3 separate regions of the Homo sapiens genome follow, and regions 1 and 3 are each linked to region 2. The links are chromatin loops, found by intact Hi-C in ENCODE. Cell type or tissue: tibial artery. All regions are shown on one strand. Each heading gives the region's core, and the rest is flanking DNA. Links, peaks and the distances in the headings are about the cores only.

What was found. A loop is a pair of places that touch in the nucleus more often than their neighbours do. Peaks named below come from ENCODE experiments on the same cell type or tissue, not always from the same donor. Only the 100,000 strongest peaks of a DNase experiment are listed, where the experiment ranks them.
Region 1: a loop joins it to region 2, with 4 times the contacts of the local background. A loop is called at or near these places in 10 of 110 quality-filtered maps.
Region 3: a loop joins it to region 2, with 3 times the contacts of the local background. A loop is called at or near these places in 6 of 110 quality-filtered maps.

Annotation. Positions count from the first base shown.
Region 1 is chr10:77,582,347-77,592,925 of GRCh38, reverse strand. All of the region lies in intron 1 of KCNMA1 (potassium calcium-activated channel subfamily M alpha 1), which reads left to right. It also overlaps the pseudogene RNA5SP321. Among named protein-coding and RNA genes, the nearest start is that of KCNMA1, 50 kb to the left of the region's middle. RefSeq lists a silencer at 244-432. In tibial artery, for the core only: a CTCF peak has its summit at 5,749; a DNase peak (open chromatin) is centred at 5,714; H3K27ac peaks cover 4,190 bases.
Region 2 is chr10:77,632,281-77,642,859 of GRCh38, reverse strand. KCNMA1 (potassium calcium-activated channel subfamily M alpha 1) reads left to right here and starts at 5,052. Exons shown (of 28, transcript NM_001161352.2): 1 at 5,052-5,595. The coding sequence starts at 5,218. In tibial artery, for the core only: CTCF peaks have their summits at 5,140, 5,801 and 6,022; no DNase peak of the experiment used is centred there; H3K4me3 peaks cover 4,641 bases; H3K27ac peaks cover 4,887 bases.
Region 3 is chr10:77,549,008-77,559,586 of GRCh38, reverse strand. The region is part of intron 1 of KCNMA1 (potassium calcium-activated channel subfamily M alpha 1); the gene reads left to right. Among named protein-coding and RNA genes, the nearest start is that of KCNMA1, 84 kb to the left of the region's middle. In tibial artery, for the core only: a CTCF peak has its summit at 6,101; DNase peaks (open chromatin) are centred at 4,416, 6,076, 7,376, 7,896 and 1 weaker place; H3K27ac peaks cover 5,000 bases.

The DNA.
Region 1 (10,579 bases), core at 3,238-8,237, 50 kb after region 2:
GGTCTTTATTGGACCCCACTGCCTTTGTGCGCTCTCTCTTACTGTCCACTCCAGGGGCTCAGGCTGCCGGGGCACACTCAGTGGGCACAGCTGCAGGACTGTGAGGCCTCCTCTAAAGAGAAGACTGAGGGTCCTCCAGCATTATTGTAAGTGTTCAAAGCGTGGTCAGAATTCATCTGGATAGAAGAACAAGCACAAACGGGTAAACATCCTGGCAAGACTGAGTTTGGCCTCATGTCATTCACAGTGCCACTGGTTGGCCCCTTTCCTGCCTCTGGGTCTTGCCCAAATGTCATCTTGCCCACATGTCACTTCTCTATTTAAGGATGCCAACTGCACCTCACCTCTTATTTGGACCATCTTTCCCAACTGGATTTGCCATCAAAATATTATACAGAAAATTTGCAAATTAGTACAGAGAATTCCTGTCTACCTGTTAGCCAGTTTCCCGTAATTGTTCACATCTTACATCACTATAGAAAAGAACAAGTTTCATGTTGGTCTAAAACTGCATGTCAAACTTTAAGCCTTCCTCAAATATCATCACTTTTCCCACTGATGCTGTTTTTCTTTTCCAGGATCCAGTCCAGGGTCCCACATTGCATGTACCCACCATGTCTCCTTAGTGTGCTTTTGTGACTCGTCTTTCCTTACCTTTCATGACTTTGACATTGGTGAAGAGTGCTGGTTAGTTATTTTCATAGGCGGTCTGTATATTTTGGTGTGTCTGATGTTTTCTAATGGTTAAAGCATATGGGTTTTTTTTTGTTTTATTTATTTATTGCTATTGATTGGGTCTCTCCTGCCACTGGAATATCTGCTCCCTCCGAGCAAGGATTCTCATTGGTCTCGTTCACTTGTGTGCAGGAACATCTGTGTGTGCCTCGCACCCATGCTCAGTCAATATTTGCTGGGCGAACGAATGAGACTGAACTCCCAGGCATTAGTGGAGCATCTGACCTGACCTGAGAGAAACGTGGAGAAGCTGGGTCCTGGCAGAGCCTTGATGGGCAGTTGGGCTGGATGGGCACTAAAGCCTCTTTCAGCATTCAGGTTCTGTGATTTTGTAACCTGATGGTGGTATCTGAACTCAAGCTAATTAAATTCCACAGGTGTTTGCTGAGGAAGTACTTGCTGTGGCATCCTGGGCTGGGCAAGGTGGGGGATTGATGGGCATGTGCGATCCAGGCTCTGAAATGCAACCACATTCCCAGGGAAGCCAGGAGCACAGGGATTGCATGTAAAACACAGGTGTCCAGTTAGTGGTTTAGAATCTAGACTTTGGATTAGTGGCTCCCAAACCACAGCCTGCTTTAGAATCACTAGGAGGACATTATTAAAACACCAATTGCTGGGTCCCACCCTCAGAGTTTCTAAGTTGCTTGGCCTGGGTGGGGCCTGAGAACTTCCAACAGCAGTTCCAGCAACTTCCCAGGTGGTGCTTATTGATGATGCTGGTCTCGCAACCCTATGTTGAGAAGTATTACTCTAGATGTTAAGAGAACACACAATTTACTGCTAATTAGCAAGAGCCAGGAGGGCTTCCTGGAGGAGGTGGTCAGGCTTGAGTAGGGTAGGATTTTCAGAGGTGGGTCTGAGGCTTGAATCTATACACAGCTGGCTTGCTGCCACCACATGCGATCTGTGGTGCCTTTTGCCTGCCTTTGCCCTGCTGGCACCTGGCCTCACTCGTGGCCTTGTCCAATCCTCTTGGTACATGAGTGATCTTGGCCAGGGGAGTCTGAGCCCCCAGAGGAGGAGGCTGACTAAGCCTTAGAATGGAGTTGACCTTGGCTGGCTGAGATGAAGTCCCTCTGAGGCCTGGACGTGGCCTGCGCTGCACAGCCTGCCTTAATGTGTTTATCTGCCTGGGCCTTGCTCGCTGTCTGCTGGCACCATATGAGGTGTTGCTGTTGAGCTCCGTGGCTCTATTTCTGTTTTCTCGCCTGGCACCAGCACAGCAGGGCAGATGAGGTGTGTGGCCACCCTTGGTTTCTTCCTGGCTCCAGGTTCTTCTTGAGGTGGGCATTTGGTCAGGAAGAACATTTGAGTCTCGCTAGAGTGTCTGGTACAGAAGCAGCTGGACCTTTTTCAGGAGGGAGAGGTTCTGGGAAGGAGGGAGAAAACCTTTAGAAATTTAAATAAATTTAGACTTAGCATCTGGCGGTGGTAGTGAGAGGTGACAGCGTGCTGGCAGTCCTCACAGCCCTCGCTCGCTCTGGGCGCCTCTTCTGCCTGGGCTCCCACTTTGGCGGCACTTGAGGAGCCCTTCAGACCGCTGCTGCACTGTGGGAGCCCCTTTCTGGGGTGGCCAAGGCCGGAGCCGGCTCCCTCAGCTTGCGGGGAGGTGTGGAGGGAGAGGCGCGGGCGGGAACAGGGGCTGCCAGCGGTGCTTGCGGGCCAGCGCGAGTTCCGGGTGGGTGTGGGCTCAGCGGGCTTAGCACTTGGGCCAGCAGCTGCTGTGCTCAATTTCTCACCGGGCCTTAGCTGCCTTCCCGCAGGGCAGGGCTCAGGACCTGCAGCCCGCCATGCCTGAGCCTCCCTGCCCCTCCGTGGGCTCCTGTGCTGCCCGAGCCTCCCCGAGGAGCGCCGCCCCCTGCTCCACGGCGCCCAGTCCCATCGACCACCCAAGGGCTGAGGAGTGCGGGCGCACGGCGCGGGACTGGCAGGCAGCTCCACCTGCGGCCCCGGTGCGGGATCCACTGGGTGAAGCCAGCTGGGCTCCTGAGTCTGGTGGGGACTTGGAAAACCTTTATGTCTAGCTAAGAGATTGTAAATACACCAGTCGGCACTCTGTATCTAGCTCAAGGTTTGTAAACACACCAATCAGCACCCTGTGTCTAGCTCAGGGTTTGTGAATGCACCAGTGGACACTCTGTATCTAGCTACTCTGGTGGGGACTTAGAGAACCTTTGTGTCTAGCTCAGGGATTGTGAACGCACCAATCAGCACCCTGTCAAAAGAGACCACTTGGCTCTCTGTAAAATGGACCAATCAGCAAGATGTGGGTGGGGCCAGATAAGAGAATGAAAGCAGGCTGCCGCAGCCAGCAGTGGCAACCCGGGTCCCCTTCCACACTGTGGAAGCTTTGTTCTTTCCCTCTTTGCGATAAATCCTGCTGCTGCTCACTCTTTGGGCCCACGCTGCCTTTATGAGCTGTAACACCGCGAAGGTCTGCAGCTTCACTCCTGCCTGAGCCAGCGAGACCATGAACCCACCAGAAGGAAGAAACTCCGAACACATCCGAACATCAGAAGGAACAAACTCCAGACGCGCCACCTTAAGAGCTGTAACACTCACCGCGAGGGTCTGCGGCTTCATTCTTGAAGTCAGACCAAGAACCCACCAATTCCGGACACAGTAGGATGTACACACACTTTGTGCGTGTGTGTGTGTGTGTTCAGCCTTCCAGGATCATTTAGGAATTTTTATTCCTTAATTGACATTCAAAACTTGATGGTAGAGGTGAGGAGAGGCCCAGGGAGCTTGGGAGAGGCCACGTTGTTTGTGCAGTTGGAAGACTCTGGGCAGGAAAGGAGCACCACATCCAAGTCAGAGAACACGGGAACAAGAAGGGCCGTCCATGTGCTTCTGATTCAGCCCCATCGTTTTAACTGAGACCTAGAAAACTAAGTACTTGTCCTACTCCAGTGCTGCCTCCCCAGTCATCCATGGCCAGACTAAATTACTCTATCTTTCCTTTGGGCTGCAAAGTCGTTTTATTTATAACACACCTCTCTTGTTTTATAAGTAGCCATGAAGGGGTTTGTTTTACCCACTAGATTAGGGATTGGTACATTACAGGTCGAATCCGGCCCACTGCATGTTTTGTAAATAAAGTTTTATTGGAACACAGATATGCTCATTTGTTCGTGTATTGTGCATGGCCACTTTTGTGCTATGTCAGAGGTGAGCATTTGCTACAGAGACTAACTGGCCTGCACAGTCTGAAGTATTCACTATCCGGTTCTTCACAGAAAATGTTTGCCAGCTCCTCCCCTGGGAGGTGAGCTCCCTGAGGGCAGGAACGGCACTCCGTTTATCTTGCTGCTTCTTGTTTCTTGCTGGTAGTAGGCACTCAATAAATGTATGTTGAATAGGCTTGAAATGCAGTGGATTGATTTGTCAAAGATGAGCGCCAGCCACATGGCTGTTCTGGCTTCCCCAGGTTTCCTCTTGCTGTTTGGCCACTTTGTGCTCCAGTTTTCTCTCTACAGAAAGAAGATAATATTATCTATCTTGCTGAGTTCGTTGATCTGTGGTGAGGGTAGAACAGGATATTAAAATATCTTACTAGAACCTTGGGCCCAGCTTCCGGTCTTCCTGATGGTTTCAATCCAGGCCTAGCACGGGACCTCTGTCTAAAATTCTCTGCTCTCATGGCCCTGCCATTCCTGAGGCACCCTTTGCCTCCAGGCTAAAGTAAACACCTGTCATTCATGATCCTCCTTACTTTGATATGATAAAATATCAGGGCCCAGACTGCAGTCCCACGGCCCTGGACTCCAGACCTACCTGTCTGTCTTGATCTCTCAATCCTCTAGGGCAGCCTTCTCCTACATCCAGAATTTTCTGCATTCTGTCCCCTACATGAATATTGCACTTGTTCTTGGGACCCTATCCCCCTCTCCCTCCTAACTTCCTACCTTGCCCCTTTCTGCCTTTCTGCTCTCAGCCTCCTGTCTGCCCTTGCAGGTCTCTTTTATGTCTGACCTTGCTGGAGTCCTTTGACCTCGGCCAACAGGAGTGACTGTCTCATTTGCCACTTAGGCACTGTCTTAGGTTTTAAATTTTTAATCTTTGTGGCTGCTTGTTAAAAATACAGGGACCCAGGCTTCATTCCCATGGAATTAGAATCTCCAAAGATGTGATCCAGGCCCCTTTGACTTTTAATAAGCTCCTAATGTGGTTGTGATTATGATCAAAGTTTGAGGAAGACTAACTTAAAATAGAGTGCTTTGCAGTATTATTTCTCTTTCTGTGGGACTCTGCTTATGTCTCCAAATAAACTATAAACATCTTGAAGGCAGATCTGGGCCTTATTTTCTTTTCAGAGTGGCACATATATCTGAAGACTGGGGCCGTGAGATGATCTGTCGGTGAGATAACTCCACCTGGGGCCCTGCATCTGATAGGCGCTCAGTAAGTGTTTGCTTGTTGATCAATAAAAGACATGAAAGCACCTGGGAAAGCAAAACAGCCTCTGCAAAGCAGGGCATTATTACTGGGAGCAGATCTGATGTGTACCTTCCACAGATTCCACTGAAGGTGTCCTCAGAGCACCGGACACTCAGGGGCCCGCAGCCCAGACACAGAAAGTCCACTCTGCTGAGAAATGCTCACCAAGCAGAATCCCTCACACTCTCTAGCTTTGTTTTCTTTGATCTCTCTGAGCTTAGGAGGAAAGGCTCCTGTTCCCTCCCTCTTGGCTTATCCCAATAATGCAAAGCCATAGAAGTGCAGGCTGCTGGGGAAAAGTTTGTTTGGACACTTAAGAATGTAGAAAAGGGTTTAGCTTGTATAAAGAGTTTTGCTTTCTCATTATAATGCTTGGAGAGAAGTGCAAATGTTTCATCTCCGCCTACTGAGTTATACTGCCTGTTTACATAAGCCTATATTCAGTGGCCTGAGAAAAGGCTTCTTGCCTTCTTCAGGGCGTGATGGTGCAATCTTGGTGTAGAGTTTCCAAGCAGAGATGATGCTACGGCCTCACGTGGTGGGAAGGCTGTGTGGCAGGAAGAATAAGTTCAAACTGTGCTTTGTTTAGAACTGTTGTGCAAAGTTGTTTCTTCCATCCAAGTATTAACTGGGCCAGACCCTGCTTAGCTGCCAAGATCAGACAAGATCAGGTGTGTCCAGGGTGGTATGGCCGCAGATACCAAGCTATTTCTAACACAAGGATGCTCTCCTTTTATTGAGCAGGGAGAAGACAGCACGTACAGACCAACCATCCTGGTTGTAAACTTGTGTCCTAGTCAGAGCTCTTTCTAGCTGGAGTAGAAAATTCTTAGGCTGTATGTAATGGAAAGAGAGTGGAGTCCAGCAATAAAAACAGATCAGGTAAAAATAGAGCTAGGAGTCAATAGTGAGGGCTGAGTTAGGAGAGTTCTCTGTACTTCCCTAGAGATTTCCAGCCATCTAAGCATACGTGTGAGTTCTTGCTTTGACAAATAAGTACTCCACTGGTATGCACATAGAAACTTCTTTCACCTGTGGGATCATTATTAACATGTTTTATGTGGAGGGAAAAATAAAGATTTTAGAACTTCTTTCTTCCCTCATGTTTTCACTCCATTAATATTAGGCTTAATTATTCAAATTTATTATATTAGAGTCTTATTGCTTAATTTAAAAAATTGAATGGATTATTAGCTTTTTAATAAACAGTGACATTTACTGTCTACTAATGAGGGCTCAAATCATGTAATTTATTGCTGCATCTCTATTTTGTTCATGAAATGAAACAGAAATTACTACCTACTTGAAACTGGACTTGTTTTCTGCGCTCCTATGAAACTGAACAGTGGAGGGTTGCTCGTGAAGGATCTGGGACATGTTTCATATGGAGCACAAGAAAAGGACGTCGAACATGCAACGGTCTGCATCCAGGTGCTAGAACCATTTTGTTTTTCCCTTCATCATCCCTAGAACCAAGAGTGTGGGTGGGAATAGCTCAGTAGAGTGACCATGTGATCCTGTGTTACAACTGAAGACAAAATCTGGCACAGAGTCTCTCCAGTGATGACTATGAAACTGACTGGTGCCCCATCAGATTCAGAAGTGGAGAGTGTTACATACTGATTTCAGAAAAATGTTAGATAAACATTGGGACCCTTTATTATATACCGGGAACAGAAAATGCATGTTGATAAAAGTTTGGGATGTTCCATTTCACTCTGATATAAAGTGTGCGTGGTCAGATTGGTTTCTATTTTTGATAAAAATGAGGTTCTGGAAAGCCATTCTGGCTCATGGGCTTATGAGAAAAAGGTTTTGGAAAGGAGTTTTGGAGTGCTCCCCTACAGAAATAGCACTGCTTTTTAATTGTTCTGTCGCTAGAGCCTTGGCCCCAAATAACAATGCATGAATCTCAGTATTTGTCTTCAAGGAGCTGTGGTCTGATAGGAGCATATAGTATACCTATATGGATGGGTATAACTGAAGGTGGTGAGGACCTGTTTTTAGATGCCTGAGAAATCCAAAAACAAGACAGGGAAGTTGTTCGTCTGGGAATCATGAAGCATGTAAACCTAATTAGGGGAGGTGGCATCTGATCTCATCCTTGCAGAATACATAATTTTTATACAAACAATGTTGAAGAGGTGATGAGAACAGAAAAGCTGGGTAAAGTGCAGAGCATGTTCAAGGAAGGGTTACAAACATTTCTTGAGGGCCTGCCATGTGCACAGGGCACCAATCTAGTGAAAGCAATCTGATAAGAGCTTGGTACAAAACCAAGTAATATAGCTTGTGCATTACCTTCACTCCTCTTACTCCAGTAATTTTTGAGTAAAATAAATGTTGTCTTTAATTATATTAATTCATACAACTGCGACAACGGCCTGGTGAAATCAGTACCATGCTTGTCCTCATATGAGAGAAGAGGAAACAGACATTTTAAGTTAAGCGACTTGCTTCAGGTCACCCGGCTAGTGCGTTGTGGGGCTGAGACTCACCCCAGCCAGTCTGACTGTGCAGGAGTTGCAGCCATTTGTTCCTCTGTTCACCTCCCCCGATAGTCTGAGTGGCCTGAGAGCAGGCATGTGTTTTCGTCCTCTTGGTACTCCTGTCATCCAGCAAACTGCCCAGCATGTGGTCAGAGTTCAGTATGCCAAGTACAAAAGATCTGCTATGGAGATTCTTAAGTGATCAATGGGTTTTGAGGGACAGCTTGGAGAAGGGTAGGGAGGTTGTTCTGGGGTCAGAGAAGAACGTGAGCAAAGGGCTAGAGTGGCTGAGAGGACTGTGCAGGGAGTGCATGCTCCAGTGTCCCTTGGCCAGGTGTGTGGGCTTCCCATAGGGAGCTGGAGGTGATGCTGGAACAGCGTGCTGTGGAAGCCTTAAGTGCAGCCGAGTGCTGGGTTCTCTGTGAGACTTCTTAGGGTCTGGAAGACTGGGTCAGACCTCAGCCTCCTAGGTGATGTCAGACAGCCAGGCCTTCTCCCAGCTCACTCTTGAGTGTCTCTGTCAGAGACAGAGTCAGAGACTGAATGGCGTATGGGCTGGATTTCAGGGAGCATGTTCTTCTTTAAAAACATTTATGGAACAAGGCCAGGCGTGGTGGCTTATGCCTGTAATCCCAGCACTTTGGGAGGCTGAGGCAGGCAGATCATGAAGTCAAGAGATCGAGACCACCCTGGCTAACATGGTGAAACCCTCCCTGTCTCTACTAAAAATACAAAAATTAGCTGGGCGTGGTGGCATGCACCTGTAGTCCCAGCTACTCTGGAGGCTGAGGCAGGAGAATTGCTTGAACCTGGGAGGCAGGGGTTGCAGTGAGCCGAGATTGCGCCAGTGCACTCCAGCCTGGCAACAGAGCGAGACTTAGTCTCAAAACAAAAACAAAAACATTTATGGAACAACTTAAATGTACCACATTCTGTGGCTATAAAGACAAATAAGGGCTTCCCACAAGTCTTACGTATATGTTGGATTGTTGGTGCTTGTTGCTAGGGGAGGACGAGTGGGTAGTGAATACCAAGGCCCCGTCTAAGGTGGTTGGGTGGTTATAAAGCACTGTGGACTGACGGTGTTTCTCTGACCCTAAGGAGCTGACTGGCAGGGTACCCAAGTCCTGCTCACTGCGTTTTTGTAACTGAGCTAAGAACTGAAGAAATCAACAAATTGCCACCAAATCAGATCCTTAGTAATGCGTGATAAAGCATGACATATGAAAGAGGACACAGAATTTAATCATCTTACCCCATAAATCCAGCCCCCTGCAATCTGTCTCTTGTGTGAATAAGACTTCAATTTACAGAAATGGAAAGTTCCTTTTTTATCTACATATGGTTATACCTCCTTTCCTACCTGGAAGGCATTTCCTTGTATTTCCTTCCTGAGTAGTGATCAGGACTTGGGGTTGGGCACCAAAGCCTTTAGGAAGTGGAGTTGGGTGTGTTGGCCTCTCCTGTTGAGTCAGGACTGAGGCTAGGCCTGAAAGGTAGGTGACAAGGTTGAAGCCCCAAACCACTAAGAATCAACACCCACTTCCTCTTCATCTGCTCTGCCCCAGGCCAGGGAGGCAACCCTGAGACCCAGGAGTAAGCTCAATCCTGCTTTACTTGCCTGGAAAGTCAAGTCACTCATCAGAGGAGGAAGAGTCAGTTTCCCTCAAGGATGGGCTCTTGGTCATGAAGCTGACTGCTGTTGTATTACTCAGATTTCAGATCTTAGAAAATTATAGCAGCATGGGCTTTGAAGGCCAAATACATGATCATCACCTCCTTTTGAGATGAGACTCTCCTGGTATGACATCCAGTACTCAGAGATGCCATATGCCTTCTGGACTTGTGTCCCTATGTGAGAAATATTCAACCATGCTCTATCAAGTCTCTATTTGTCAGGACCTGGATTCCAGCAGCCATTTGTGCCCCCGTCCATCTTTCTGTGAAACTGGGCCAGTGATGCATTGACCTCATTTCTGATGGGCTTCATAGTGGGACTAGTTGTGGTCAGACCTGCATAAGACTGACCAGGAAGAAGCCCAACCTGGGAGTCCAAGGAGCAGAAGCAAGGTTCAGGACCAGGGAAGAGCAGGCAGAGCTACAAGGGCCAGGCTCTGAGCAGTAAGAGATTGGCAAGAGCAGCCCTGCTGATGAGCCTGTCACAGAGGTACCATGATAATCCTGGACCAGTGAGTTATCTTTGTAGCACAAAGAAGGTTGGAGGCACAGATTGCTGTGGACTGAAGTAGGAGGGGAGGGAGATGCTCTCGTAATCTCATGTTGCCTGAGTCAGCTTTGCCTTGCTATTGGCGGATGGGGCTGGTGGCCTGTCATGTGTGCAGATGAGTCAGAGGAAGTGGGCCCTCCCTGGCTGGTGGCTTGCCCCATGCCTTGGGGCATAGCTAAGCAGTTGCATGTCTACTAAACAGTCTTATCTGGAAGCAAATATGGAACCAAACACCTGAGCGTCTGCCAAGGCCTCCACCACCAAGGTCAAGAAGTCCCCCGAGGGGCATGGCTCTGTGAGCTGCCCTTGTAGGTGTCCTGGAGAAGCAGGCACTTCCTTGCAGTTGGTCAAGAAGAGGCAATACTTCTTGCTTGTGTTAGGGATTTTAGAGCAGCGGATTTAGGGCATGGCAAGGTTGGGGCTACTTCCGGGGGAATGAACATTTTTTAAAAATTTTACTTTAAGTTCTGGGATACAGGTGCAGAACATGCAGGTTTGTTACATAGGTATACACGTGCCATGGTGGTTTGCTGCACCCATCAACCCGTCATCTAGGTTTTAAGCCCCGCTTGCATTAGGTAGGGAATGAGCATTTCTTCAGGTCCCTAAGCAGAGCTTGAAAATGATGATATCAACTTTAATCACTAGCAATTATTAAGCTCCTCTTCCACATATATTAAGTTGT
Region 2 (10,579 bases), core at 3,381-8,380:
GCGTCAGCCACCGCGCCCAGCCAATTTTTATATTTTTAGTGGAGATGGGGTTTTGCCATGTTGGCCAGGCTGGTCTCGAACTCCTGACATCAGGTGATCTGCCCGCCTCAGCCTCCCAAAGTGTTGGGATTACAGGCGTGAGCCACCGCGCCTGGCCACTACTGCACTTTTTTACTTCACAAAGAGACTGTGAAGACCAAGGGTGGTTAGAAAGAGGGATACTGCTGACTTTAAAAGAAAACACAGTGGTGATTCAAGGAAGGGCAGGGTTACTGGTGGCAGTAACAGTTGAGATCTGACATCAAGTCATAGTAATAACATGAACTTTGTTAGCTGCCTTTATCCACAACAGCTTATATGCTGGTAGGACTGGTAACTAGATAATTCATACTGTTGAAGCTGTAGGGTTTTGTTGTTTTTTTATCAATTTTTCTTATTTTTTTAAGTGACAAAAAGTGTGTTTATGGTGTACATGATGTTTCAAAATACACATACATTGTGGAATGGCTAACTTAAGTAAATTAACACATGTATTACCTCACATACTTATCATTTACCTGTGATGAGAAGACTTAAAATCTCTCAGTGGTTTTCAAGTATACAAAAAAACATTGTTTATCCACAGTAGTCACCATGTTGCACAATTAGATCTCTTGAAATTATTCCTCCTGTATAACTGAATTTTTGTATCCTTGGACCAACATCTTCCTGATCCATGCCTCCTTCCTACTCCCTGTAGTTTTTTTTTTCCAGCAGGGTTTTCCTCTTGGAATTTTCATATCTCAAATTTCAGACTGTTAAATTAAGTCCCTTTTTTGAACATTCATGAAATAATGTCATGTGCCAGGAAAATCCACCAGAGGGCGCTAGATCATTTAAAGAGTCACCACCTGGCTTCTCCATCGCAAAATCGCGAAGATTGATGTCAGAGTATTGGAACTAGGTCCAGGTTGGAGGAAAAGAAAATCCATTGCACATTAATTGCGATGCTGGCCAACATTTTAGCAAATAATCTTTTTTGTTCTCCTTTTACCTTAGTCACTCTGCTTTTTTAGTATGTATGTTTATGCACTTCCTTTTACTTCTTTTAAATCAGTTAGGACTGTTCAGATTAGAATATTTAAGCTTGAAACCTCTGATTTGCTTTGAGAGCTGCCATAGACACACATGCACATGGTACAGAGGCTGCCCTTCTCTCTGGGAAGCTTTTGAATGAATTTAGAAATAAAAATAAGGCTCGTGGTGTTTTCAGAACAGAGGGTGAAGTTTCTACTTCTGTTGAGACTTTCAGTTCTTGTGCAATGGACCTCAATTTCCAGCCTGCAGACACACCTACATTAGGGGAAGATGTGCTGGGCTTAGAGTGCTTCTCTATACCTTTCCCATTTCCAAGGCTGTCCAGGGACTGGCAAGAAAAGGAGTGGTGTTGGGTAGTCAGAGAGCTCATTTAGGCTGGAGGGGCTCTGCTGTGCCCTGGAGTCTGGCCACAGTCTGGCTGTGGACATGCTGTGGACAGCATGACATGCAGGCATGTGCACATACAATTACGAGCTCAGGGGTCAGAAGATCTGGTTAGACTTGCCTGTCCATTTTTGGGGTCACAGTAATTATAGTTAAGATCTGTATAATATTTCCTTCCTTCCTTTTTCTTTTTTCTTTCTTTTCTTTCTTTCTTCTTTCTGACAGTTTCACTCTGTCATCCAGACTGGAGTGCAGTGGTGCAATTTCGGCTCACTGCAACCTCCGCCTCCCGAGTTCAAGCGATTCTTATACCTCAGCCTCCCGAGTAGCTGGGATTACAGACATGTGCCACCATGCCCAGTTAATTTTTGTATTATTAGTAGAGATGGGGTTTCACCACGTTTGCCAGGCTGGTCTTGAACTCCTGACCTCAGGTGATCCCACCGCCTCAGCCTCCCAAAGTGCTGGGATTACAGGAGTGAGCTACCATGCCCAGCCTTCTTTTTCATCCTCACATATAACCCTTCGAGGTAGGCAGGGAAGTTTCTGGCTTTATTTTGATTGTATAAATGAAGAAACACATCAAATCAAAGATACCTAAGGTTCCTTTTAAGTTTGAGGTTCTGTCTGTGCAGAGCCTTTTCCTAAATTTGTAATGCCAGGGGCCAAGTTTTCTGGAAGTGGTGCAAAAGTTTGTGAACAATGTGGAAATGGCCAGAGAGAACTGGGCAAAGGCCTGGGAATGTCTATTTCTGGTGGATGGTAGCACTCTCTCAGTGCTTACCAGCCAGGCCATTCAGGGAGGAGGTGAGAGACTGGGGATTGTAGGAAGGAAAGGATATTGACATCAACACTGAGAGTTTCTGATGATTCCTGACTAAGCCGAGGCTTTGGACAGCACAGAAGTTGCTAAAAGCTTCAATCAGCAGAGGCAGGGGTGATGAAGAGAGCAGGAGATGGCATCTGAGGGGCCTCCAAGCACCCTCTCCAAAGATGCTGAGGTGATGAAGGTGATGATGGAGGAGAAAAAGCTATAGATCCTGCAGTTGGGGTGACAGAAGTCACGGCCATCGGCTGCTTACCAGTAGACCCCAGACTGGCATTTCAGGGGAATCCAGGCTGTAGGGAATGTCTAAGAAGGCCCCAGAGGGGATTTGCTGGTTTGCAAAATTTCAATTTTGTGGGTGAGGGAATCCATTCTGGAGGTTTCATATCCCACTGGGGAGACAGTCCTATCCTTTGCTGCCCTTTTTATGTTCTGGGTGTTTTATTTTTAAATTTCAAATCTTGGCCTTGATTTAAGGAATGTCCTTAACTTTCTTGGCATTGCTGAGGCACAAAAGCAGCAAACTACAGCCATTGAGAGGCTAATAAAGGAACCTCAATGCCATAGTCACCTTCCTGCGCATCCCCACAGCACTTCTGGGTCCCGCTCCCCCAACCCAGTACCAGAAAAGGCCCAGGGCCTTTGCATGCTTGGGTCTGGTGTGGCAGGGATGCATTCAGAGTGGCTGAACACAGAGGCCGAGGTTGGAGGTACTATGGGATGGTATGGAGAGGAGGCTCAGACAATTCCATTTTCTGGAGCACACTTTCTGCAGCTCCCTTTTACATACACTTCTTTTTGAGAACCAAATACTCAAGAACTCTTACCTCATTCCATTTTCTCCTTTGACTTTGGCCTTGACTCTTTCTTAGTGGATGTGTACTCTAAACCCAATGAATGTATTCCGAATCAAGCAAGAGAGAAGCTTCAAACATCCTCTTCAGCCTCTCTGCCCAGCTCAGCCTCCCTTGCTCGCTCTTCCTTCCAGAGACCTCCAAGGACAAGGGCAGGGCTGATCTGACTCTCACGGAGACAGCCTCAGGTGTAAAGCTAAGGATGCTAACTTGGGCCTTTTCCATGGGAAGAGCTGAAAGGAACCTGAGAATTCCAATTAGGCTTAAACTAATGAGCTGGAAACTTTGGGGAAACCACTGCAGCAATGAGGGAAGAGCGTGATCATCCTCGATTTAATTAGCGCTGGAAAAACTTGGGGTCCAGCTGGTAGCACGAGGACGGACGCTGTTCAGGGGGCGCAAAGTTTCTGAAAGTGTCAGAAGGGGGATTCCCCTGGTGGTGTACGGAGACACGCTACGGAACAAACACGGACTCCTTCTTCATCTTAAGTGGGGAGAAGGGAAGACCCTAAATGGGGAACGGTGAGCCAGAATGAAGTCTGGAGTCCCTCTTCCCCCATCTGCCCTCCTCACGGGATGGATGGAGTCTGAGACTATATGAGAGGAAAGCAACCCTTCAGGGAACTCTATTGTCTATCGGGGCCTGCACTATCCCCAGGCCAGGTCGTCCTTGATCATTTCTGCCTACTCTTTGTTGGGCAGCCTCTGTTGCTAATAAGGAAAAAGGAGAGAAACCACCTGCTGCTGTCAGAGGCCACAGACCACCCGCTGGCCTTCCTGACTCTACCCTCCAGCCACACGCGGGACCCTGGGCACATAGGTAGCAGGAAGAGCGAAGTAGGGGTGGGTAGCTGTGTGTATCCTGGCGTGGGGTCCTCCTCACTCCCGAAGCCCGAGGGTCCTGGGGAGCTCAGCCTGTGGAATCCAGTTGACAGCTGGCCACTCCTCCCCTCCCCACTGGGGGCTCTTTGGGGAAAAAAACGGCCTGACCGGGGCGCCCCGCCGTCCTCCCAGTGTACCCCACCGCTCTCGGCTGGGGGCGCAGCACCTTGGAGAGAGGCGCCTGGCCCCGCGCCTGGGCTGGGGGCGCTCTACCTTGCGCCCTGGGGGTCAGGGGCGCTTGCCGGGCCGCTGCCGAGGGGCCCTGCCCACCCCTGCCCAGCCCGGAGCCCAGGCGAGCCAGCGCGGCGAGCCTCCTCCCCTCCCGCCTGGGTCGTCCTGAGTCCGCGCCCGCTCCAGTTGCTGCAGCTGCTGCTGCTGGCGGCTGCGGGGAGCGCGGGGCGCGCGCCGAAGAGGCTTGGGCGGCGAGGACGGGGACGAGGAGGAGTCGGAGGCGGCAAGGAGGAAGAGCGAGCGGAGGCCGAGGGGCTCAGCGGCGTGGCGACAGGACTAGGGGGTCCCGAGAACATGGGCTAGCAGGCGGCCACGGGCCGGCGGCCGGACGCGGTGAACCTGCCGCGGCCGGGCGCGCACTGGCGCGGCGAGCCGGAGCCGAGCGCAGCCGGGGGAGGAGGGCTGGCGCAGGGGCGCCCGGGCGGAGGGGGCCGATTATCCATTATTAACGAGTTACCACCTAATAAGCGGAGAGCGGCTCGTTAGCCGCGCGGGAGGCGCTCGGGGAAGGGGGTCACCGGCCGAGCGCAGCGCACACCCGTGGCGCACGGCGGGCGGCGCGGCGCCGAGGACACCCGGGACCGCGCGCGGAGCCGGGGCGGGCCCGGGGGCGGCGCAGACCCCGGGCGCGGGCGGCCCGCGGCGCCCCCTGGCTCTCGGCGCTCGGGGCCAGCGCAGCCCGGGGCGAGCGGGGCGCGGGCCGGGGAGGGGGAGCTGCCCGCGCACTCCATCCCCCTCCCCCCCGGGCGGGCGGCGGCGGCTCGCTGTATATATCTCGGCGCACCCCGCCAGGTCGCGCACAGCGCCCCGAGCCCAGGCGCCTCCCCGCCCCCCTCCCGCGCTCCGCGGCGGCGGCGGCGGCGGCAGCAGTAGCAGCAATATGGCTGTTGATGGGTGTTTGGGGTGGCGCTGGCGGCGGGAGGAGCTCCCCCGAGCCCCTGCGCCGGCTGCCCGTTGCTAGCTATGGCAAATGGTGGCGGCGGCGGCGGCGGCAGCAGCGGCGGCGGCGGCGGCGGCGGAGGCAGCAGTCTTAGAATGAGTAGCAATATCCACGCGAACCATCTCAGCCTAGACGCGTCCTCCTCCTCCTCCTCCTCCTCTTCCTCTTCTTCTTCTTCCTCCTCCTCTTCCTCCTCGTCCTCGGTCCACGAGCCCAAGATGGATGCGCTCATCATCCCGGTGACCATGGAGGTGCCGTGCGACAGCCGGGGCCAACGCATGTGGTGGGCTTTCCTGGCCTCCTCCATGGTGACTTTCTTCGGGGGCCTCTTCATCATCTTGCTCTGGCGGACGCTCAAGTACCTGTGGACCGTGTGCTGCCACTGCGGGGGCAAGACGAAGGTAACGCGCGCCCCGGGCGCCCGCCCTCTGCGCCAGCCCCACCGCTTCTCGGCGTCCCCTGCAGCCCACCTCCTCGCTCCGCGCCGCGCCGTGCCTCCCTCCATCCCCGCCTGCCTTCCCCTCGCCGCCTTCCCTTCCCTCGGCTCTCCCGGTGCTCTCGGATCGGGGCAGCGGGCGGCGCGCCGGGGGTGAGGAGTTGCCCCCAGCCAGTGCGCTCCGGGACGCGGACGCTCAATCCTGTCCTCTTGTTTATTGTAGGGTTGTTGGCGGCTGCGGCTGGGGCCGGGGTCGGGGACTCACAGGCTCGGGTGCCGTGGTGCGGGGTGGGGACAGCCAACTCAGCGGGGACGGAGGAAGCTGGGGGCAGCTGGGTGCGTGTTTTGCACCGCTCACCTGCCGGGGCTCGGCTCCTGGCGGTGGGCGAGAGGGAGCACATCCGCCCATACTTTAGGAACCTGTTGGGGAGATGAGTTCGTGGGGTCAGAAAGAAGGGAAAAATCCTTTGGGCAAGGGAGAGAATAATTTTGCACAAGGGAATCCCGGGGGAGGAGCATGGCCCGAGATAACAGGGGGACTTCGAGGGGCGAGAGAAGTTGGGGAGATCCATCCCACTATTGGGGGTAGCCCACGGGGCTGCCACTTTTGGAATGTGTCGAGGTCGCATATCTGATGTAACCTCCCACTCCGTCCCTTAGGTGCTCTAGTGGAACATACCCCAAGTTCTTCGGCCTCTGTTCCTTTGCCCCCAGGCCACCCACTTTGGGTCCCCGGAAATGCCACCAGCAGCGCGGAGCTGGAGCGGGAGTCCGCCTGAGGCCGCGGTTTTACGCGGAGCGTCTTCCCTGGCGCTCGAGGTGGCTAGATGTCGTCGGCTTTAGCTATTCCTGGTGCAGACGCCCACCGGCACTGAGGCTGGCGACACCTTCGATGTATGGTTGCTAGGCTCACTGCCTGGTCTGTAGTCGTGTCCCTAGAGATGTCTTCCCTTCCCCACAGCCACTGGCTGGAGTGGGGGACCCGACACTGATAGAAAACTGCAGAATAAAAAAGAAAGAACTGGAAAAAAGAGAGTGAGCCAGCTGCCTTCTTTCTGAGTAATTCCCATCCTAGGGGACTTCACGCGCGAACCGTTTTGGAGGGAAGGGAAATCCAGGGGAATAGTGCAGGGTAGATACACATTGCAGCCTCCACATGTTCACATCTTTTCTAGTAAAGTTAAACCGAGGACCCCTCAAACTTCTACAGGGCACAGCAACTTGTAGCAGCCTCCTTGGCGGCTGAGAGAAGTAGGGAAGCCTGGGGCTATGGGTGAAGGCTGGCTATGAAAACACCAGGGGGGAAGGAGCCTGTCTCTCCTGATCATTAATTATACATCCTGTTGGGTGCTGGAGCTCAGCTGTGTTTTGTGGCAGCACATTTGTGTTTTGGAAAATACTGGTGTATTGGAACAAAGGGAGAAATATGAAAACCATCATTCTCTTCGTCATTCTCTGGCTTCTCCGGAGGCCTGCAGGTGCTGGTCGGAGAGTTTTCTTTGGAATTACCTTCTCAGCCGTAGAGGTTTCTTCTTATTTGTTAAGGAGGCAAACCTCCCACCTTCCAGAGAAGCCCTCAGGTTAAGCAAAGCCCTATACACCAGATCCCTGACTAGCCTTCCTGCTGAGAACAGCTTATTCCTGGAGCCTTCAAATTCCCACATTCCCTCTCTCCATCCTTCTCCTCCACCTCCCCCAACAGTCTCGGGAATTTTGTTCCCCGGTTTACTGAGATTCAGCGACTGTCTTTAGGGGAAAGATAGCTCATAGTTGTGTGCCTCTGAAATGTTCCCTAGATAGAGTGATCTGGGTGAACTTTTTAACAGCTTGCTTTCTTTCAGGCAGGGGGCAATTTTTATCATAATGAAAACTTTTTCCATGATTGAAAATAAGTTGTGGTGTTTTTGTGAACCTGGGGTCCTAAACACAGCTTCCAAAGTCTTTTTATGTTAGGGGGTACATAAATGCAATTGCAGTGTCTGTAATGAAATGCTAATCCCATCGCACACACAAAGGATCTCCTAAATGATGAGCAAGCATAACTTCTGTCAGTTTACTCAAGAAAATAGGTTTTTGGCAACGATTAGAAAAAACAATTCGTAAATATTTGGCTATGTTTTGTAGCCCCAAGACCTGCTGAGTGGACATAACTGGAAGTGAGTTGCTGTAAGAAATCTGCCAGGGATGAGAGGTGATGGTGGTTTGTTTGGAAGATGTGAGGCCAGTATAGAATGAGTGCAGGTTCCTTTTGATACCGTAAGTCCATTTTAAAGCACACCTAGAATCTCTTGATACCTGCCCCTAGATTTGCTCACTTAAGCCATAGGTAGCCAGCTCATTATATGCAGTAACGGTAAGTTAGGCCTTTTAAAAGCTTTTCTTTCTATGCTTGAGGTCTGTATTTTTATTGCAATTGTGTGTGTGTGTGTGTGTGTGTGTGTGTGTGTGTTTGTCTTTTTTTCTTTTTTCTTTCCAAGTATTTGGTAGTTTTGTCAAGACTCGATACACAGGCATGTATTTGGCTTAAGCTTAGAATAATAATTTTTGTGCTAGATTTCCCAAGAAAACATAGGCTGCCTTTCCAGAAAATTCTACCAGCCCTCAGATGGGTTCACCCTCACCCTCCTTCAGCCCCAAGATGGTTTGATCAAGAGCTGGAGTCCAGAGGAAAGCAGGTCTGAAATTCTGTGGGAGATAAAATTCAGCAAGGAGCTCCAATTTCATGAGCGTTTGGTCTCTGGGATCGCACCAAACCTTTTTGATCAAAGGAACCCAAGACTGTGGACATGCATCGTGGGACATCTCTTCATTAGTACCTTTGGCCTCTGAATCTCAAACAGTGAATGACTTTAGTCTTTTGAAAAGAGTGGCATGTGGACTTTTTCAGAAAGTGAAGAAGAAAACATTACAATTTCCTCCTGTTGGGAACTTGGTCACAGTCATTCCAGTACTGTGTTCTTTGCTGTACTTTTTCACATTATTGTTTTTTTCCTTGTGGGATTTCATCAGAGCTCTCTATTCACTTGGGTGTGACGTTGTGAAGTTCAATCCTGTCATAGACTATATTGAATAGGGAGCTGCTCTGGTAGCCTGAATAAAGCCATGACTTTGAAGAAGTTATTTAACCTCTCTGGTGTCTATCTTTCCTTGTGTATAAAATGTGGGGATTGAATTCTGTGAGTTCTAATGTCCCTTCCTGCTCTGTGATTCGATATAGGAGAGAGGGAGGAGTTGAGGAATGAGGGTTAAAGTTTCTAGCTCAGAATGTGTTTTGCAGTTCCCTAGCAATTCCTTTAGGAATTCAGCCTTGGGACAGTTACATATCTTTATTTCCATCTTCTGCTCGTCTTCCAGCATGTGGTCTACTTCTCTTTAAATAACTGGGGAAACTGAGGCCAACTTCCTGTTGGAGCTGTGGTTTGTTGAGGGGCCTGAGTGTGGCTGGGCATAGAGTTATTTCCATTCTCAGTTTGAGCTGTTGGCCTTGTAGAAGCTTGGGCTTGATCAAGGATGGTCTGCGTGTAATGAATTATCGAGATGTTGTCTCCATGGCTGTGCCTGAGAAAACAACACGTTTTCTCTGTCAGGCTCGTGACTAATATAAATATCAGATCCCATTACAGCTTGGTAATTACCCAGGGTCTGGCCTGACGCAGTCAATCAGGGCTGGAGCTTCAGTGCCGTGGAGCTCTTGATTCCAGATTGGCCCTTGTGCCTCATCTCATCCTGTCCTGGGGATTGGCTGCACCAGATGACCTTGAGATACTCCTTTTTGAGCAGATCACTTGGGGTGGCCTTGGAGGAGTTCTTGGGTCCTAGTCACGGGGGAGCTCCAGCTGACCTGCCCTTGTCCAGAGAGCTCGTGCTCCTCATTCCTTGCTCTCTCTCTCTCTCCTTTTATTAATTTTTTTTTTTGAGATGGAGTCTCGCTCTGTCACCCAGGCTGGAGTGCAGCGGCACGATCTTGGCTCACTGCAGCCTGCGCCTCCTGGGTTCAAGCAATTCTCCTGCCTCAGCCTCCCAAGTAGCTGGGACTACAGGCGCACGCTGCCACACCTGGCTAATTTTTGTATTTTAAGTAGAGACGGGGTTTCACCACATTGGCCAGGATTGTCTTGATCTCCTGACCTTGTGATTCGCCCACCTTGGCCTCCCAAAGTGCTGGGATTACAGGCGTGAGGCACGGCGTCCAGCCCCTGGCCCTCTTTATGGAAATGCACACTTTAGTACAAGACTCTGCAATCAGGCAAACCCAAGTTCAAATCATGGATCTCACATTTATTAGCAGGGCATCTTTGACTGCCAACCATGTTGAGCTTTGGTTACATCACCTATACCAAGAGCATACTGATGCTTACTTTGTAGGGTTCTTATAGGGAGCAGGAATAATGGGCACATAGCACCCTGCAAATGCCAGACACTTAGCAGGCCTCTTGTAAGTGGTAACTATCATAGCTTCATGAAGTGCTGAGTTTATTTTCCCTTTGATTCATTGAACTTATAGCCCCTGAAGGGCGCAGACTATAACAAATAAAGTTTTTGAGCCAAAAGGAGGCTTTAGATCCTGAAGTATACTGTCATAGATCAAAAAACCATTTAGAGTCAGACTGAGACATGGGCTTATGGCTCTTGGCTGTTGCAAGGCTGGAAAGTTAGGGCAGGGCAGCAGAGGTAGGCTTCACGGATGGGGTCCTGGCAGGATGGTTACAGTTTTGATGGTGGGGTATCAGTGGACGAACATCGACAGTATGGGGGACCAGGAGCTGCTGGGCTGGCAGAAGGGAAACACTGTGGCATTTGGTGGGCAGGTATGGTTGTCCAGCATTGTACCCTTGAGGAGGGACAAATTCCATCCCTGTTATCCCAAGTCCAGAACTCATAGACCTGTCTCCCAAGTGATGTCACGGTCTCTTGGCCAGGACACTCACTGTCTACCCAGACCAGCTTTT
Region 3 (10,579 bases), core at 3,469-8,468, 83 kb after region 2:
AGGAGAGCTGGGGGTGACACCTTCTTGCCCAGTGGAGGACAGCTGGTGGTGTGGCCTCAACAGGTTCTTAGGAAGGTGAGTTCCTTAGCCTTTCTACTAGTGAGGTGTTTGGGTTAAGGTGCAGCACCATTGACTGGGCCCGTGTGGGGAGGATATTCAAAGCATTTCACAATTACACAGCTGCCTGGGCACCGACAGAGTCCTAGAGAAGTGTCGACTGTGCCAGGTCCAACCCTTCAGTCGCTGGATCATGGGGAGGCATGGAGTCCCATTGTAGAGGCTGGGTGGTGGTAGTAGGCATGCAGGAATTCAGGGAAGCTGCTACTTACCACCATGTAAAAAGGATTTCAATATTTTCACCCTGGTAGGGATGCACCAGTGTGTGCTTCTCAGCCTCAGTCCTGGACGTATGCCCCATTGCCCTAAGGTTGTCCCAAAGAGGCCACCATTAGACCTCACCTTTTATGGACAGGTGGGAGATGTCTGAACACAACCACATGTTGCCCAGTGACAGGGGCTGGGCTGACCAGGACACGGAGAGTGACTTGCCTTCTGGGGCTGAGCCAGTCACTCATACTCCCAGCGTAGCCCTGGAGCTTCACTGCAACTGCTATGTTACAGGAAGTTGTACCAGCAGCTCTACACTAAGGTGTATAGTCGGTGACCACTTTAAAGAAAGACTCATTAGAAAGAGGCATTGTTTGGGGAGGCCAACAGGCCAGCTGTTGGGGACCATGCCAGAGGTACTGTGTCAAGGTACCTGGCTTGATGCTTACTTCCCATTGTCTGTTTCTTGAGTTTATTTTGCGCCATCTGCCTTCTTCCACCTGATTTGGAATTCCAGGACTGCTGTGTAGGCTTCTCTTCAGATGAGATGCAGCAGTGTTCTCAACTGGCAGGGGCAGCTTTCTTGGGGGCAGGGACTGGGCATCTGTGTTATCTATCCTGGGCCCATCTGTTTCTTTCCCCTTGACACCCACCACAGGGGTCTGTGTACAAGAGGGTTGGTTGATACCAGTTTTAATGAGGGAACCTATCTTCTTGGAACCATCCAGAAGCTGTGGTCTTTTTCCCTGGAACACCCCACCCCCGACATCCCAGTGCTGGATTCAAGCTGGTGAACCACAGGTCAAAATTTTCAGTTGCTGTCTTCCAGGGCCTTGGTTGTTCCATTGTCCCCTCTCCCTGTACCAGGATCATCGTGATCCAATGGATTTGATGGAGTTGCTACACCCAGCTTGGCGTGCAGAGGTGTTTGGCACATCCCTGCCTGTGGAATTCTACGCTCTAAGGGAGATGCTGCCAGGGTATTACCTGATTCACGAGGCATGTCCTACCATCTGTGTTATATTTTTTTTAAGATCAGAATTATGAATATTTCAGGAGTCATCTGGGATCTGAAGAAGCAAGAACCCACTTTCTGAGTCTTTTCCTTAACCATTCATAGGGGGTAAGAAATGTCACAGGTTTGTTGTGAAGGTCAAATGAAAGAGAACTTGAGAAAATTTGCAAATCCTTCAGTTCAAGGTGAAAGAAGGTAATTTATTATTAATTCATATTGTTATTATGTAGCATTTCTTAGAATATGTATACCAAATGCCTTTTTTGACTGGTGCAATCTTTCTATAATTCCATTCTGGGATGTTAGCTTATTTGCTTAGAGAATGGTGTAAAGAGGGGAGCCCGAGGCCGGCAGATCACCTGAGGTCAGGAGTTCAAGACTAGCCTGGCTAACATGGTGAAACCCTGTCTCTACTAAAAATACAAAAATTAGCCAGGTATGGTGGCGGGCACCTGTAATCCTGGCTACTAGGGAGGCTGAGGCAGAATTGCTTGAACCCAGGAGGCGGAGGTTGCATTGAGCTGAGATCATGCCATTGCATTCCACTCTAGCCTGGGTGACAAGAACGAAATTCCATGCAAAAAAAAAAAAAAAAAAAATCACTTCCTGGGCAGTCTGAATTTCTTAACCTGCCCCAGAGAGCTTAAAAACTTTAGAAAATGTGGAGGATCCACTTTTTAAAAAAATATATATATCCTCTGTTCATTTCTGGAAGCCCTAAGGAGGATGAGAGTTACATTCTCTGTCACTGCCCAAGATTCTCTCATGAACTGTATAAACAGTGTTGAACTACATGCTTGTCTCATAAACCCAGTTGGGCAAATATTATAGGCCTATTTCTGTCACCTCTGGCTGGTGGAGTGTTTGTATTTGTCCACACATCCTTTATGCCCAGGGCACGCCCTGGATAGGAGAAGCTTGTGCCCTCCCAGATGGAAAATGCCCATAACTCATCAGCCCAACATTGGACTGCTAATTGTAGGCCTGGATTCATAGTGTTCTTGAAAGCTTCAGGGTGAGATTAAACTGCCTTTTGACAGTGATTGACAGCTTTCAAGATTGAAATAATGAGCCTGGAGCCCCCATTCCCTGCAAACCACTCTGGAGTTAATTTCCTTGCATTCTTCCTACCTTCCAGAAACCTGACTCCTGTGCAGCTCTGTGTTCAATGGATGTCACATCTATCTTTTGCTCTTTTGCCAAAATTAATTGCCAGCATTATCCAAGGGAGTCTCAAACCAATCAGGTCTTGCAGCTAGAGGATCATCAATATAATACATGCTCTATTGCCTCAGTGACTTTCAGTCTCTGCCCTGGCAGGGGTCCTAGGAGATTGGTTTGAGGCATTGCAGTTTGATTGTGCTTGTGATTGATGGGCCGGAGGCTGGAGCTGAGGAAATGCCCCAAGGATTACATTTTCTTAGGGTGTTTTTGACTCACAGGTGTGCACCACCATGGAATGACTATTGTGTGCGGAGGGAAGATGGTTCCCTGGAGTTGGGCATCAGGCACTTGGTTGGGATGCTCATGACCCAGGGATCCACGCTCATCTTGATCCTCAGTTCTGGGTGTGTCTGGGCCATATTTCCAGAGTCCTGGCTTCCACCAGATGCAGCATAATCACGGTTTTGAAAGCATAAAGAGTCCTTATTGTACTGTATCCTGGTCTTCATCATCATCACTTCCATAGACTGCACTTTACAGGGCATAGAATTCCCTTTTTTTTTTTTTTTTTTTTTTTTGAGATAGTCCCACTCTGTTGTCCAGGCTGGAGTGCAGTGGTGTGATCTCGGCTTACCACAACCTCTGCCTACCAGGCTCAAGCAATTCTCCTGCCTCAGCCTCCCGAGTAACTAGGATTACAGGCACATGCTACTATGCCTGGCTAGTTTTTGTATTTTCAGCAGAGATGGGGTTTCACCATGTTGGCCAGGCTGGTCTCGAACTCCTAAACTCAAATGATCCACCTGCCTCGGCCTCCCAAAGTGCTGGGATTACAGCATGAGCCACCGCGCCTGACCCTGAATTGACTTTTAATTCCTCGCAATTACTTTGAGAACTATAATACCATTTTTAAAGGTGAAGACACAGGCTCAGAGAGATTGGGTAATTTGCCCATGGTTCCTCTGATGGTAACTGGCAGAAAGGGGAACTGACCGGAAATCCAAGCCCAAGCTATTTCTCTCTGTCCACACCATATGTCAGCTGTGTCGATTCTTATGCCATCCTCTTTGAAAAGAACTCAGAGTGCTTTTGAAAACCCACATTTTGCAATTGCTGCTTTATAGAGTGTCAATGTTTGTCTAAGTTAATTCTCAGGTAGTGACGATCAAAGATGTAACAGTTCATCCAGGGTTTACCTAGTTAATTCCAGCACAGAACCAGAAACAAGATTTCTGGCCTCTCTAGCACTAACCTCTCCAGATGCCTTCCATGAGGCATATGTGTGTGCTAGAGGCATGGAGGAGCTAAGTTTGGGTCTCTGTACTGTTCCCTTCTCATCTGTTTAACCTCCAAAGTATTGTACCATGTTCTCTGTGTCCAGTGGAAAATGATGTTTTTACATTGCATCATCTGTCATTCTTAACCCCAGAGTGGGGCTGGAGTGTTGGAACACTTCAGCACAGGACTCTGTTTAAAGCTGTGAGAAGCTCTTTTTGTTTTTCTAAGTCGGCTGAACTAGTAAAACAGTTTTACAACTGTGTTTTCAAGTTCTGTTCAGAAAGACAAGCTTGAAAAAATAGGTGATGCTGAAGTGTCATTTTAGTAAATTTTTTTTCCCTGTTAGAAGAGAGGTTGGCTCTTCCTTGATTCTAATCTTTAGGTTATTTCTCCAAGAGCTACCTTTCTGTTTTTTTTCTTTCTGCCCCATGAGGTCTTCAGTCCTGGATACTCTCATCCTATAATAGCCAGAAATGACCCTTGATCCATGGAGTTTGACTTGGGCTGAAATCAAGTTTCAAGAAATACCACAGGGCCTTGTGACTTTGTCACATGTCACCCTGGCCTGTGAGGGGGCCGTCTGACTCCCGCCCTGAAGTGTATCAGTCACATGCCCTTGTTTGTCTGCCCCCTCCCCAGCTCCCCAGCCCACCTCCCTATGTCAGTGTCCTCTTTCTTAAATCTGCACTGGACTGGGGAAGTTCTTCATCTGATGCGTTTTCCTGTGGTGTGCGTGCGTGTGTGTATGTGGTAAGAGTGAAGAGATGATCAAGGAAGATTGAGGCAGCTCGAATTTCATTATGAACGGTTCTTCTGAGAAGAGAAGTCACTTTCATATTATGAGAAAAGTTAGGAAGAGGTCAATGCCAACCTGCACCCCTCTGTGATTGGCTATCCCCTTCACCTGCCTTGTGTAATGTTGCCCCCTTTCCCTAAGACCCCCAGGAGGGCCTAGTTTGAGAAAATGGGCCGTAATGGTTGACTGTGCCCGAGAGATCAGGCTCTTCCATGTGCGGAGGAGTCTTTGGAGATGGCACCGTTTCCAGGAACAGGAAGGCCTTGGAAAGTTTGTGGGCTCCTTGGGCAGAGGCAAAGTTTCTTTTGGACTCTTCCTTAGTCTTCCTCATTTCCAAATTTCAAAAGTGTTTTCTCTTTCTCTTTCTTTCTTTTCTTTTCTTTCTTTCTTTTTTTTTTTTTTTTTTTTTGAGATGGAGTATTACTCTTGTCACCCAGACTGGAGTGCAGTGGTGCAATCTCGGCTCACTGCAACCTCTGCGTCCCAGGTTCAAGTGATTCTCCTGCCTTAGCCTCCTGAGTAGCTGGGATTATAGGTGCACACTAGCACGCTCAGCTAATTTTTGTATTTTAGTAGAGAGGAGGTTTTACCATGTTGGCCAGGCTGGTCTTAAAACTCCTGACCTCAAGTGAGCTGCCTGCCTTGTTCTCCCAAAGTGCTGGGATTATAGGTGTGAGCCACCACACCCAGCCCAAAAGTAATTTCTTTGGACTCTTCCTTACCTCATCAGAGAGGAGCTGCTACTTTGTTGCCACAGACTGTCCTCAGAGAGCCTTTGATCCTGTCTCTGCTGTTCCCTGTGCTGCAACCTGGGCTTTCAGCAGGCGAAAGACACAGCAGACCTGCCCATAGCTGTGGGCAGTCCGGCTTGGCTTGTTACCAAGAGATTTACTCAGCTTGCTTTGAAGAGCTTGTGTCGCCCAGTGAGGAACCCTGTGGGCTTCTCCTTCCACTCTGTGTTGCCAGTGGCCTACATCTGAGCTGCCCATCGTAGCCACAGTATCATCTGTTGGAACCTTAAAAAAAAAAAAAGTCGATCCCTGCTCAAGACCTACAAAACTGGAATATCCAGGAGTGGAATATCAAATCTGTGTTATTGAACCCAGATCCACAGGGAGTTCTGATGCTCTTCTAGGTTTTAGAACCATGTCTGTTTACTCATTTACTAGCCAATGGGGAAGCTGGGAGGAGGGGCAAGATGACACTTGGGTGGGGCCTTCTGTCCTTTTGGTTACCTTGAGCATAGCTCCTGGCCTTCCTGGTGAAACAGCCTGCTGCTGACCTTGAACCTGGGGTGGGTTCAGCAGGACCCTCTAGTCCCTGATGGGGCATCCCCTGGGAGTAGGCTTGAAGTAGAAGCAGCTTTCTGGGTGTGGGATGCCCCTGAGACATAGCAGGTGGGCTCACTGCTGAGTAACTAGAGGTGCCCAGGCCCTGACTGGGTGTGCATTATGGAGGAACAGCTTGGTGCACTGCCTGCAGGGTTGCCTGGTGACTGCCCAGCAGGAGGGAGGCGAGGGCACTTCTTGGGCTGGTGCTCACTGCTGACCCAGTGGAGGGAACATTCATCTCACTAGAGGAGTGTCAACGGCGCCTGGTTCCTGCCTTCTCAGCTCCCAAGTGCCCCTTTCCTTGCTGCAGCAGGAGAGGAGACTTGGCCAATGGGGGAAGAGTCATTTATCCATGAGCTCCAATTCAGGAACATTTGAAATATTGACAGGCTGCCTTTTAAAACATTTACAACAAAAATAGTTTTATGGAGTCCCACGGGGGAAAAAAAAGAAGAAAAAGTTATATTTCTGATTTCACTCAATAAAGGAATGATACTGAGAATATCAGCTTTGTTATTTCATCACTAAAATGTTAATGTCTGTGCTGTTTGGGAAGTTGCAATGCAGAGGCAGCTTTCTCCCCGCCTCCCCACCCCGCCACCCGGCGTTTTTTTGTTTTGTTTTGTTTTTTGTTTTTTTGAGACAGGGTCTTGCTCTGGGGTACAGTGGTGCAATCTCAGCTCACTGCAACCTCCACCTCCTGGGTTCAAGCGATTCTCATGCCCCAGCCTCCCCAGTAGCTGGGACTACAGGTGTGCACCACCATGCCTGGCTAATTTTTGTATTTTTAGTGGAGACAGGGTTTCACCATGTTGGCCAGGCTGGTCTTCAACTCCTGGCCTCAAGTGATCGGCCTGCCTCAGCCTCCCAAAGTGCTGAGATTACAGGCGTGAGCCACTGCGCCTGGCTAACCTTTTTGGATTCTTAAATGTGTTCATGGGCTGCATCAGGAAGCCAGGCCACCGCTGGTCCCTAGGTCTGGGGTGTTCACAAGAAAAGAAGATCATAAACATCATGTCAAAGGCAGGAAAAACAAAACTCTGCCCTCTGTGGTATTAAGTCCCAGTACTTGAAATTCCAAATGTCCAAAGGGGAGCAGAGAGCAGCACACACATGTATCAGTTGCTTGTCCACCTGGTAGTTGAGTGCCTTCACTGGGTATGTGTGGTAGCTACAGCCTAGACAGTACTGCTCTATGCTGGGCACTGTGCTAAGTGCTTGCCCTATATTAACCCTTTTAGTCTTCCCTACATCCCTGAAATGTGTTTATGCACTTCTTGTTCCTGTTTTCATATGAGGAAGCAGACCCAGAGGATGAAGTAATCTTATCGAGGTCACACAGCTGGGAAATGGAGAAATTAAGATTCAAACCAGACAGGCATCCTCCAGAGCTAATGGTTTAATCCAGGCACTGAGTTGCCTTTTCCCAAAGTAGAGGATAAGTCAGTCAGGCAGCCACGGCCCTCAGGGTACCTCCAGCACACCTCATGCTGGGCCCCTTTGTAGTGGCTGGGCTCTCCCCTTGAAGAGTTTTCTCCATCTCTTGGTCTACAATCTAGCTTCCCAGCCTTCTGCAACCAAATCCTTTCCTTACTGGTCAGAAATGCCTGGAAATTGCAGATTAGTTCAGGGAGATTTTTCCCACCATGGGTCAGAGAGATTTTTCCCACCATGGCTCAGAGAGGTCTGAGCCTCTCTGTCACTGACATTTGACCTCATCCTCGTCACTTCTGGCCTTCCAGTGGGGCTGGTCTGTTCTAACCATCTGTAAGCTTAGAACTGTACGGTCCCCTTTGTGGAAATCTGCTTCCAAGAGTGGTCCCTGGAAGGAGAAGGTGACTTCTACATCTGTCCTCTGGTTGATGGCTTGAATAGATGTGCTGGCCAGGTTGGATTGGAAGGTCTCAGTCTTCCCAGCAAGCTCCACACACACCATGCTTAGGGGAAAGAGGCTCTTCCTTGATGGCTCCAGGCTGCAGCATCAGTCGAATCCTAGCTAGAATTTTGAAGCATCATTGTGCTCATCAGAAATATTTAATTAAGGCTGCATATTAACAGTGTGTTTTTCCAGGCCCTAGGCAGGACCAGTTTAGTTGGAAACGGTTCCTGGCCACATGGAGAGCAGTGCCTCAGATTGGAGGTGGAAAGAGCATCAACTGTGGGGCACAGGGATTTGGGATCCAGTCTGTTTCTGCTCTTCTTTCTATAGGTCTGAGTTTTCTCATCAGTAAAATGAAGCCATTAGAAAGTTGGAGCTTTTGAGATTTTTGCTGGGTATACATTTGTCCAGAAGTATCTTCCCACCATGGCTCAGGGGGTCTGTGCCTCTGTCTGTGACATATGATGAATTTTTAAAATTGGATACACAGAATTCTCTAGGGAGAGAGAAGAATGAAGGTAAATGAGCCCTTCCTCTGTCCTTCCCCTGTACATATAAGAGCATAATTTAAAGTCACCCACTTTAAGTACAATATTTACTTAAACTTGCATAGGTTTTTCCTGTCACTCCATGATACATGTTTTATTTAATATAAAAATAGTGGTAGCTGGGTGTGGTGGCGTGTTCCTGTAGTTCCAGCTACTCGGGAGGATGAGGTGGGAGGATCACTTGAGCCTAGGAGTTTGAGAGCAACCTGGGCAACATAGCAAGACCCTGTTTCTACAAAAAAATAAATAGGAATAGCGTTCTTCCCACATCTCTGAATCAGTTGAATACTCTATGAGTGTGTCCCCTGAGTGGGCTTTGTATGCCCCTGACTCCAAAATCTTGGTTGGAGTCTTACATCTGGGAGGTGAAGCTTGAGGGCTAGGGCCCATGTACTGCTTGGGTTGTGGGGGGAAATGTATAAAAATAGCCCCCCACCTGGACAACCTCAGAGTCTTATTTTCACACTGCTTCTAGCATCTGCCTTCATGGACCTAACAATTATGTCAACATCCTACCTTGAAAATGCTCCACTTCTGAAGATGTGCTTCGAGGGAGTACACACAATCCTTGCCACTCCCCCAAGCCTTGCTTCTGCCCAGACGCGGCCTGGTTCCCTGGGGAGAGGCATGCCTGAGTCTGCCGAGACGCCTGCTCCAGAATGTTTTCAGGGCCCGTTCCAGCTCTTAGGTTCTGTGGATCTACGTGAGATCACAAAGCTGAGACAGGCACACTGACAACTGGGTAGATGGCACAACAGTAAGTTAATCCAGGAGATAAAAGAGAAAGCGAGACAGGAAAGAATAGGGTGAAATCCCAGAGGGAGCGCCAGGGCCCCTGGGACTTCCAGTTGCTTCCAGCGGCAGAAAGAGGACAGCTCCAGCTGCTACAGCACCTCCCAGGACCAAACATGGGGAAGTCTACCCAGCAGGTGCTGGGAGAGAGGCAGCCCCAACCAGAGCCAATATCAGATGGGAGTTCCTAGGGGAAGATGATCCCACTGGGCTTGGGAGTAGGCTGGGATCCCTCTCTTCTCCAACCCTTCACTCTCCCATCCAGTGCGCTCCTGTCTCTTCCTTCTCTTCTTTTCTCCTTTGCTCTGACTTGGTCCTGGTGGTGAAGGACCAGATGTGAGCATCACTGCCTGGCTTGGGAGAATCTCTTGGGTGGCTGGGCTGGGGGTGCGTGCACAATGCTGAATCTTACTCCATTTGTTTTCAACTTATTCTTGCTCCCTTCTTAGCATCCTGCTCTTCTAAAAAGGAAACTGTGATTTCCCTGAATAAACTAGTGCTTTCATTGTCCAGCATTGGCAAGGAGGAAAATGCTCTGAGAGGGCAAAAAGTAGTTGGATGACCCTGACTCTCTCCAGCTTCACCTTCCTTTGGGAGAATTTCTCACGTATTTAGTACGAACACCTACATACTAGTTTTAAGGTGGTGCCATTTTCCTCTAACTGTGGTGGGCCAAGCTTGGGTGCATGACTTTCTAACCTTTCGCTAATTGTCTATGTTGCGTTGAGAGTCTGGTGGGATGTTTAGACAGGACGTTACTGAAAATGTGGAGACAGAAAAAAGGAAATGAATGGAGGCTGACAGAGCTAGATAACTGCCCTGTAGGGCATAGCTCATCTTAGCTCACAGACCCTGCCAGAGTCCTCATTTTTTTGGCCTTCTTCATGGGCTGGGTTCGCTCTTCTCACTGCAGCCCACAACTGGTTATCCACCCTTCTAAAAATCCCCTGCTAGGAGAGTTCAGCCCAAAGAGGCAGATAGGAGGATCACCTCTTCCAAGGAGTTTAAGGCCTCTCTTCTGGGTGCTACTTTCCTGTTAGATGCTTTCCTTTTCTGTGATGATTGAACTAGGGAAGGAGAACTTCCCTTCCCCATCTAGGGAGAGAGACTTCCTCTCCATCTGAAGGGTCCTGGCCTTACTCCTCAAGATAATGGAGAAGAATTTAATATAGTAAATTCAACATCTCCAGCCAGTATGGGAGATATCATAAGGGACAGGACACATATTTCCTTTTTAGCTCCAGTGCTCCAGGCCTCAGCTTCCTTGTTTGTGGAGTATGCATATTTAGAGTTCCTACTTCAGTGTTGAGGACTCTCTGTGATGGTGAGGTTAATACATACAAGGCATTTAGAATAGTTCCCAATGAATGACTTTTATCAGTGATGTGTTCCCAGCAGGTCTGCTCAGTGTGTGAGTCTAGTCCATGAATGGCCCAGAGTGGGAAGATA